Regions from separate parts of the Homo sapiens genome. Here region 2 is linked to region 1. Evidence: chromatin contacts called from ENCODE Hi-C or POLR2A ChIA-PET data. All regions are on one chromosome and are shown on one strand. Each heading gives the region's core, a stretch centred on a gene start or an enhancer-like site at or near the end of the contact. The rest is flanking DNA. Distances are from core to core; before and after follow the strand shown.

What was found. A loop is a pair of places that touch in the nucleus more often than their neighbours do. ChIA-PET counts read pairs that join two places held with the same protein, here RNA polymerase II (POLR2A). Pooled maps may share reads with other maps.
Region 2: a loop to region 1 is called in a pooled map, with 2.1 times the contacts of the local background. The contact joins two enhancer-like sites. A Hi-C loop is called at or near these places in 1 of 168 maps with a recorded cell type or tissue (ovary), 1 of 37 single-sample maps with no recorded cell type and 2 of 50 pooled maps. POLR2A ChIA-PET finds 5 or more read pairs at or near these places in 4 of 52 experiments (H1, OCI-LY7, Panc1 and 1 more).

Annotation. Positions count from the first base shown.
Region 1 is chr7:141,584,352-141,589,024 of GRCh38, forward strand. The region is part of intron 2 of AGK (acylglycerol kinase); the gene reads left to right. Among named protein-coding and RNA genes, the nearest start is that of AGK, 35 kb to the left of the region's middle. RefSeq lists enhancers at 12-569, 570-1,125, 1,619-1,758, 1,684-2,240, 2,798-3,354. Within about 2 kb of position 1,725, at least 7 of the 41 ENCODE cell types and tissues checked have a DNase peak (open chromatin) inside an H3K27ac peak, as active enhancers do.
Region 2 is chr7:141,531,875-141,536,574 of GRCh38, forward strand. All of the region lies in intron 1 of AGK-DT (AGK divergent transcript), which reads right to left. Among named protein-coding and RNA genes, the nearest start is that of AGK-DT, 17 kb to the right of the region's middle. Within about 2 kb of position 1,602, at least 2 of the 41 ENCODE cell types and tissues checked have a DNase peak (open chromatin) inside an H3K27ac peak, as active enhancers do.

The sequences.
Region 1 (4,673 bases), core at 475-2,974:
GTGATTCTTCACTTGCTTCGGGCCATCTGGACGCATATACATGCAGGTCACAGGGGATACGATGGCTTAGCTTGGGCTCAGAAGCCTGACACTCAATGTAAATCTTAAATGTATTGATTGCTGTTATTATGTCTCCCTAAAATGTATAAAAGCAAGCTGTACCCCGACCATTTGGGGCACGAGTACTCAGGACCTCTTGAAGCTGTGTCATGGCTGTGTCCTTAACCTTGGCAAAATAAACTTTCTACATTGAATGAGACCTGTCTCAGATATTTTGGGTTCACACATTTGACCTAAAAATTCCTGAACACAAGTTGGTGTAGTTTTTACTAGTGTAGGAGGCAGTGCTGTATATTTGTCCTTTGCATTTGATAGTAGAATTTTTAGCTGTTTTTCTTTTGCTAAACTTTTCACCATCAGCAATGCAGATGTTGAAATTTTAATGCAATTGCCTCTGTGGCCCTTATTTTCACTCACATCTTCTAAGCACTCTAAGGGGCATTGAAATGAAGACAGCCACCACTTAATATATGGTTGTCAATAGGATTTCTTCCTGACCGTTTATGCTTTCATGACATTAGGAAACTTCTTTGTTGCATTGGGCTTGGGAGAGGTAAGAAGATACAAATTTCTTTGGTAGCAGGTAGTGCATGATGGTGTGGTTTGGAGAACAAGAAGAGATAACCTTGTTTGGTTAAATGGGGAAGACCAGACTGGTAGGCCCTAAAATCCTTTTAAAAATCATTAACATTTTCATTGTTCCCTTGGCTTTCTGACCTGTTACACTGCATACCTTCTATCCAAATGGAGATTCTGTCGGCCGAAAAGATCAAGCATTCTTCCTTAGCAAGATGCATTTCCTCCTGCTGGATCAGCTGTCTTTCTGTCAGAAAGGCAGAGCTGGTCACTATTTTCCCATTATCTGTTTGGGTAGGGAGTCCGGGAAATGGGGAGGGCTATGCAATATATAGTTTAGAAAAGCTCTCTCCCTCTGCACACACTTTTAAGATTCATTTTTGTCTTTGCTCCCATTTCTTTCATTCCTATTGCTCCATGGGCAACCATGGGCACAGCCACTGGCAATATCATGATTAATTATTCTAGGAAGCCTGGATAAGTTGAAGTGGTTGTTATAAACGTCTAAACTTGAAATCTATTTTTTTTAAAGCAAAGACTGTGTTTGCATGCACCAAGGGAAAAGCTGGTGGTAGAAATTGCTGTACAATTTGCCTCTAGACTGTAGTTGGAAATATTCTTTTTGGGAAATAGGACAGATCAAGGTGGTTTTTCTCTCCATGTAAAGTTGCTATTGGAATAACAACTTGTCTTATTTTACAGTCCTAAAGTAATAAATAAAACATTTATGACTTGGAATAAATTGAGAGCATCCCATTACCTATAGTAGCAGGCATGTTCTTATTCTTTTCAAGCCTCAGGCAGAGTGACATCAGCAGATTTTTTTCATTTTCTAATCCAGAGCCTTCTAATTTCTTTCTGTCAAAGAACCTGCATTTTAATACTGAGCAGATCTGCAGGGACCCTTTTTGATATGACTACGTTTTGTAGCACCTCTTTTAAATTGTATTTAACTTCAGTTCTCAGAAGACAGCATGGTGTAGTGGAAAGAACATGGGCTTAGAATTTATAGAGTGTACTTTTTTTTTTGGTTGGCTTGGAAATGAGGTCTTCAGTTCACATTCAGATTCTTGACTCATTAGTAATCTGGAATTTTCTGATGACCACACTCAGAGTTCTTCTAGCTACAGGGCCACTTCTTGTGGTGCTTGTGGTGTGTCAAAAGGAACTCCCCGCTTAGCCTCTTTAGAGGGTACTTCTTCCATTACACTCTACACACCCACACACCCTGGGAGCTTCTTGATCTGGTAACGTTTTTGTGCGTTTGGAATTTTTTAGTTTTTCATCCTGTACTACACCATAATGACTCTTACCCTTGCCCTTTGGTGATTATCACATTGGAGAAACATCCCCGCTCATCTGTGCTTTCAGAATGCCAAATCCTCATACAAAGAATAACCTTCAGTTTCTCCTGCAGGACAAAGCATGCCTGTCTGAGCACAGTGAGTCAATCTCTCCTGTTCAAACATTTGCCACTTATTTATTAAACAAGTATTTACCAAGTACCCTCTATCTACGAGTGTGTGCTGTGGGCTGTGGATGAGAAAATGGTGAATTATCCATGATTTCAAGAAGTCTATAATCTAGGAAGGAAAATAAGAAAAGCAGTTTTTGTGTGGTGGGGTAAGGGCATGGGTTGTATTGTGCTTGGCCTTTTTTAAAAAGGAAGGGATAAAATGATCCAATCCTTGAAGATGTAAAGTTCGTTGTGTCTCTTAAGAACAGCAAAACATGCAGTTTGCCAAGAGCAGAAGCAGCATCAAGGGGGAATGGTGGAAGATAAGGAAAATTTTTCCTCAGTTATCTACCTGATTTTTCCTTTGACTTTCAAATGAAGTACAGGGTCATTTTATTTGAGATTCATTTGGTATTCTCTGTCAACTGTCCATGATCAGGGTATCTCTTCCTCCTACTTTTCACCCTACTCGTATAGATCATCATATCCACTCTCATTCCTTCTATCAACATGTAGCTAAGATTGCTATACAGAACTTCAGACCTGCATTTCCAGCTGTGGCCTAGACACCTCCACCCGGGTTCTCACCCCACCTCGGATAGACAGACCCAGAACTAAGCTCAGTTTCCTCTCTCTCACACTTGCACTTTCTGCTTCATTCCATCTCTGTGAATGGTACTGCCTTCCAGCAATTGCTTAATGCAGGATGTGGGCGCTATCTTTGACCCCTCACCTTTTCTTTAATTCCCACCAGCCATCCCTCAAATTTACCTCCTGAATATCTGTTGAGTCTGTCCTCTTCTCTGTGTCCCCTCTGCCACCATCCTAGTTCCAGTCATCATCACCGACTGTCACTGAGGGAGCCTCTGAAGTTTCACTAGATTCAGTCTTACCTCTGACCAATGCCTTCTTCACACACTGCAGCCAGAATAATCCCTCCAAAATGTAAACCTGGTCACATCAATTCTCTTAAAACCTGTTAATGGCTCCTTATGGCCCTTAGGGTAAAATCCAAATTACTTAAATAGCTGAAAATGTCCTTGGTGACCTGGCCTTTACTGGCTCCTCCCACAGCGGGTGGCCTCCAGCGGTTCCGAACTACTTTCTCTTTCCTAAATTGGCCATGTTCTAGCACTTGTACGCTTTGACATGCTGTTTCTCTTGCCTAGATTCTACTCCCTATTTTTGCCTGGCTACTTTTTATTTTTCCCCTAGATCTCAGCTTCAATGTCATATCCTGTAAAAAGCCTCTAATTCTCTCAAAACTAGGTTAGATGCCCCCATTATGTGCCCCTTTTATGGATTACCTAAAAGTGAAATTGCATCTTGATTACCTGTTGAATTGTCATCGTTCCCTACTAAACTATAAACTTCACTAGGACAGGGAATGTTGGGCTTATTCACCAGCGTGTCCAAGACACCCAGCACAGTGCCTGGCATATTATTTATCAAGAAACATGTTTTACTATGCCACCAATATTTACCAAGAGCTGTTCTTCTTTACCACTTGATCCTAAGCTTCTTCAGGGCAGGACCAAATCATATTTGTGTGCCATAGGCAGCACTTTGTGTTAAATGAGTTTGTTTCAACAACTACCTTCAGAAGCATTATTGCATCTGACCTTTTAAAAAATATTATGTGAGTGTGAATATAAATTGAAAAATTTAAATTAGATGAGACTATGCAATTTAAAAAATGTGCTATAAAACATACAACTAAATGAGTAATTGCCCATTGAGTATTGTCTGAAGTTTAGAAGAAAAAGCATCTGCTTTCCGACCCTACTGTTAGCAGAAAGGGGTCCCAATCCAGACCCCAAGAGAGGGTTCTTAGATCTTGCACAAGAAAGAATTCAGGGCGACTCCATAGAGTGAAGTGAAAGCAAGTTTATTAAGATAGTAGGCCAGGCACAGTGGCCACACCTGTAATGCCAGCACTTTGGGAGGACAAGGCAGGCGGATCATGAGGTCAGGAGTTCGGTTCAAGATCAGCCTGGCCAACATGGTGAAACCAATACAAAAATTAGCTGGGTGTGGTGGTGCACACCTGTAATCCCAGCTACTTGGGAGGCTGAGGCAGGAGAATCACTTGAACCCGGGAGATGGAAGTTTCAGTGAGCCGAGACAGCGCCACTGCACTCCAGCCTGGGGGACAGAGTGATACTTCGCCTCGGAAAAAAAAAAAAAGAAAGTAAAAGATTAAAAGGTTGACTACTCCATAGGCAGAGCAGCAGCATGGACCACTCAGGTGCTTATTCTTGTTACTTCTTGATTATATGCTAAACAGGGGGTGGATTATTCATGAGTTTTTTCAGAAAGGGATGGGCAATTCCCAGAACTGAGGATTCCTCCCCTTTTTAGACCATACAGTGTAACTTCCAGATGTTGCCATGGCATTTGTAAACTGTCATGGTGCTGGCAGGAGTGTCTTTTAGCATGCTAATGTATTCTAATTAACATATAATGAGCAGTGAGGACACTAGAGATCACTCTCATCGCCATCTTGGTTTTGGTGGATTTTCGTTGGTGTCTTCACTGAAGGTTGTTTTATCAGCAAGGTCTTTATCAGCTATATCATATG
Region 2 (4,700 bases), core at 352-2,851, 53 kb before region 1:
CACAAATCCCCTGTGTTCTGCCTATTTATCTCCTCCTCTCTCCCCCTGAACCTCTGGCAACCTCTGATCATTTTACTGTCTCCATAGCCTTGTCTTTCCCAGAACATCATATAGTTGGAATCATACAGTATGTAGCCTTTTCAGATTGGCTTCCTTTACTTGGCAATATGCATTTAAGTTTCCTCCATGTCTTGTCTTGTCTTTTTTTCTTTTTTTTTTTTTTTTTGAGATGGAGTCTCACTCTGTCACCCAGGCTGCAACCTCCGCTTCCTGGGTTCAAGCATTTCTTCTGCCTCAGCCTCCCAAGTAGCTGGGATTACAGGTGCACACCACCACACCTGGCTAATTTTTGTATTTTTAGTAGAAATGGGGATTTCACCATGTTGGCCAGGCTGGTCTTGAACTCCTGACCTCAAGTGATCTGCGTGTCTCAGCCTCCCAAAGTGCTGGGATTACAGGCATGAGCCACAGCACCCAGTCACCTCCATGTCTTTTAATTGATAGGTTGATAGCTCATTTCTTTTCATTGCTGAGTAATATTCCAATTTATAAGTGTATTCCCAACAGACTTTTTACTTAAAAAAAAATGACCAAAGACTACATTGCCTTAGAGTTCAATTAAAATAGTATCAAGAGCTATGCGAAAGAGAAAAAAAAAGGTGAAGAATGGAAGATGGATATGGGAGGATGGACGGAGGCTATAGGCCCTCATGCAGATGTTGTGTTTTGGAGGAGGGAGGGATTCTGGGCTGGTTGTAAATATAAGAAACACAATATATCCACTCTATCCCATCCTTGAAATACAGCTTAGCTGCCAGCAGCCTGATCCCCTAAGTGCAGAGCCTGAGCAGTCACCCTAATGCACCGTACCTGGGTTCGGTACTAATGGCAGATCGAGAAAGAAATGCTAAAGTTATGTGTCTCTCAAACCACAGCACTACTAGCTGTATGCCTGATCCATAAGAGCATGCAATAGGCTGGGTGTGGTGGCTCACGCCTGTAATCCTAGCACTTTGGGAGGCCGAGGCAGGCAGATCACCTGAGGTCAAGAGTTCGAGACCAGCCTGGCCAACATGGTGAAACCCTGTCTCTACTAAAAATCCAAAATTAGCTGGGCGTGATGGCGCGTGCCTGTAATCCCAGCTATCCAGGAGGCTGAAGCAGTGAACCTGGGAGGCGAAGGTTGCAGTGAGCCGAGATCGCACCATTGCACTCCAGCCTGGGTGACGACAGCGAAACTCCGTCTCAAAAAAAAAAAAAAAAAAAAAAAAAAAAAAAAAAAAAAAAAAAAAAAAAGCATGCAGTAGATGCTTGAATGAATGGTTGAAGAAGCACAGGATAGGCCGCCAGACTTGGGGACTGAGGGAAGGTGGAGGGAGGAGGCAGAAAGTGAGGGTCATTAATGATCTTTTCATAAGGCCTTTGAGAGACTATTGCCAGGCCCCAGACCCCCTTTACAAACTGCTGAGCACTGCAGGGGGACTATTTGCGTCAGACTCAAGCCAAGACATCTCCAAGATCCCTGACAATAAAGCAAACACTAGGCTGGCGCTGGCTAATAGAGGAACCCAGAGGGAAAAACGCTTTTCTGTTTATGGACAATTCTCCTTCTACAGCCGGATCTTCAGCGCCACCTAGTGGTGTGCTCTTCAGGCTGGCTGCACTACCAAAGCAACCGACTAAGATTCAAATGCCTTGGTTTAAAGCTGCAAGGATTAAAACTTTCCTCTTAAGGTCTAAGATAAGAGACTATGTGGGCATAATGAGCAAATTGAGAGCTTTAGGATTCACATCAGAGAATTCTAAGTCACAAAACTTAATCTCAGCAATTACATACACAGTTAGTAGTAGGATTTTGTAGTTGCCCATACCGTTTTGCAGTTTTGGACATTGAGTAGTTTTGGACAATGAGGCCAAGATCAAAAGTTAAAGCCGTGCAAAGGAAATGCAGCACCAAGAAGGGAAAAAGAGAATCTGATCCAGCCCCTGCCGCCAGGCAGGGGAAGTGTTATTTCCATTTCATATTTAAAGCAAGTAAAACCCTACGAAATGTCCAAGGTCAAATGTCCAATATATGAGGCAAGAACTTGAATTGTGTGGAGTGTGCCTTTTCTTTTGCTATGCTGCTTCAAAGTACCCCTTTTCTTTCAATATTTGCTTTGTTTTGCTACAATTGCACTGATATTCTCCTACCAATGGATCAATAAGCTTCATTTCTATTCTAAACTCACAAACTACAGTGTTCCCCTAAAGGCTTGGGTCATTCTGTCTGTCTCATGCAGGAACTAGAATTCCCTAGAATGTTCATAATGTGAATGGCAATTCATGTGTTATATATACATTAAATATCTTATGTATAATGTTAACTCATATTCCTTTTACTTGTTAACTGACCTTAAATTAGGTCAGTTTCTATATGTAATACTGTAAATATTAATTAGATTGCAGTTAATTTGTTGATAATTCATGGTGATTATATTAGTTATACAATTCACAATGAAATTTTAAAATCTGCCTTTTCTTTAAGAGAATGTGGTTTGGAATTAAATGGAGAACTTACATTTATTCAGCATCAGATATTGACTAGGTGATTTTACATATACTAATTTAATCTTTATGATTAACACTATGAGGTAAGTCAAATAATTATCTTTATATAGATGAAGAAAGAAAGACAGAAATTGTAAATAACCACCCCTAGATAGACACTAAACAGAAGAGCTGGAAATTGAAAGTGGACTTTCTGTCTTGAAGTCAAGTAGTATTTCTACCAGACCTCTTGAATCCACTAGACTCGAAGTCCAGAAGTCTGAGTTTTATTTCCAACTTAAATACCACATACAATGCTGTGTACTATAATATCCTTTTGAAAATTCACTATGCTCATTTGTATATCCACAGTCCTATTGAATTCTAATATAAACATACATGTTTAGCAACACTCATGGAATTATTGTTCTTTCTCGGGGTTTTTTTTTTTGAGTGTGTACGTATATCTATTAACTCTCCTCTGAAATAGTGCTCTATAAAGCACACAGTGATTAGTGCTGGTCTGGAAGATAATATGCTGGAGAGCCTGATTGGAGCGATCTGGACTAGAGAGATAGCTGTGAACTGAATGAGGATTCAGTCTTCCAAAATAGTCCTTGGGCACACTTGCCAAAAACAGCTCACAGCATAATTTTGTTTTAAAATACTTGTTTGTAACCTTGCTTGTTTAAGAAAGAATTAATGTAGGAGAACAGGATTTCAGTGGCATAATGGTTATCACCAGGGCTCTCAATGAGAATGTAAAACGTATCTATGGCCTCCTCTCTCTTCCTTTCTTTGACATCTCTCTCCTCTTCTTGGATTGCTTCCCGCTCTGCTGGCTCATCTTAACCTGCCCCTCCCAGGGCTTACTGGGTTTCAACGTTACCTCTCACACCTCTTCCGAGTTCCTCAGTGCTTGTCAGTTTGATGTTAGGAAAACAATCTAACCAAATTGATATTCATTATATTATGAGTCCTTTGTGCTTCAGGAGTATTTGTGATGGGAATAATTAAGCCTCCTTTAACTGGAAAATTTCAAATAGCTTCAGGGAGGTTTGGGAGAAAGAGCGTCAATGACTGTCTGAGTCTGTAACCCCAAGCTTGTCTGTTCCATTTTCCTGTGTCACATAGCCTCTGCCAGTGGATTCAGTGCTATTTATACTGGGACTCTCATCCCAGTCCTAAATCTAGCATAGGAGCAGACAGATAGATGCCAAAAAAATACAGCAACGATTCATGATAAAAACTCCCAGAAAACTAGAAATGCAAGAAACTTCCTTAACCTGATGAAGAGCACCTATGAAAAATATATAGCTAAGATAACTCTTAACGGTGAGATTCAGAATGCTTTTCTCCCCAAATCAGGAACTAGACAAGAATATCTACTCTCACCAATTCTATGCAATAGTCCCCTTAAATACTAATTGATAATATAAAGAAATAAAGAGATAAAAAATATTGAGATTGAAAAGCAAAAAGTAAAACTGCCCTTATTTGCATATGACATGATTGCATACATGGAAAATCCTAACAACTACAAAATGTACTATACCAAGGAAGTGTATTTAGTAAAGTTACAGTATCCATTTTTTACATGAATGTAAAAAAAAAAAAAAAAGTATATCTAGGCTGGGAGCCATAGCTCATGCCTATAATCCCAGCACTTTGGGAGGCTGAGGTGGGCAGATCACCTGAGGTCGGGAGTTCGAGACAAGCCTGACCAACATGGAGAAATCCTGTCTCTACTAAAAATACAAAATTAGCCGGGCGTGGTGGTGCATGCCTGTAATCCCAGCTACTCGGGAGGCTAAGGCAGGAGAATCACTTGAACCCAGGAGGTGGAGGTTGCTGTGAGCCGAGATCGTGCAATTGCACTGCAGCCTGGGCAACAAGAGTGAAACTGTCTCAAAAAAAAAAAAAAAAGTAATCTAGGCCGGTCAAAGTGGCTCATGCCTATAATCCCAGCACTCTGGGAGGCCAAAGTGGGTGGATCACCTGAAGTCAGGAGTTCGAGACCAGCCTGGCCAACATGGTGAAACCCTGTCTCTACTAAATTTACAAAAAATTAGCTGGGCATAGTGGTAGGCGCCGGTAATCCCAGCTACTCGGGAGGCTGAGGCAGGAGAATCGCTTGAACCCAGGAGGTGGAGGTTGCAGTGAGCCGAGAT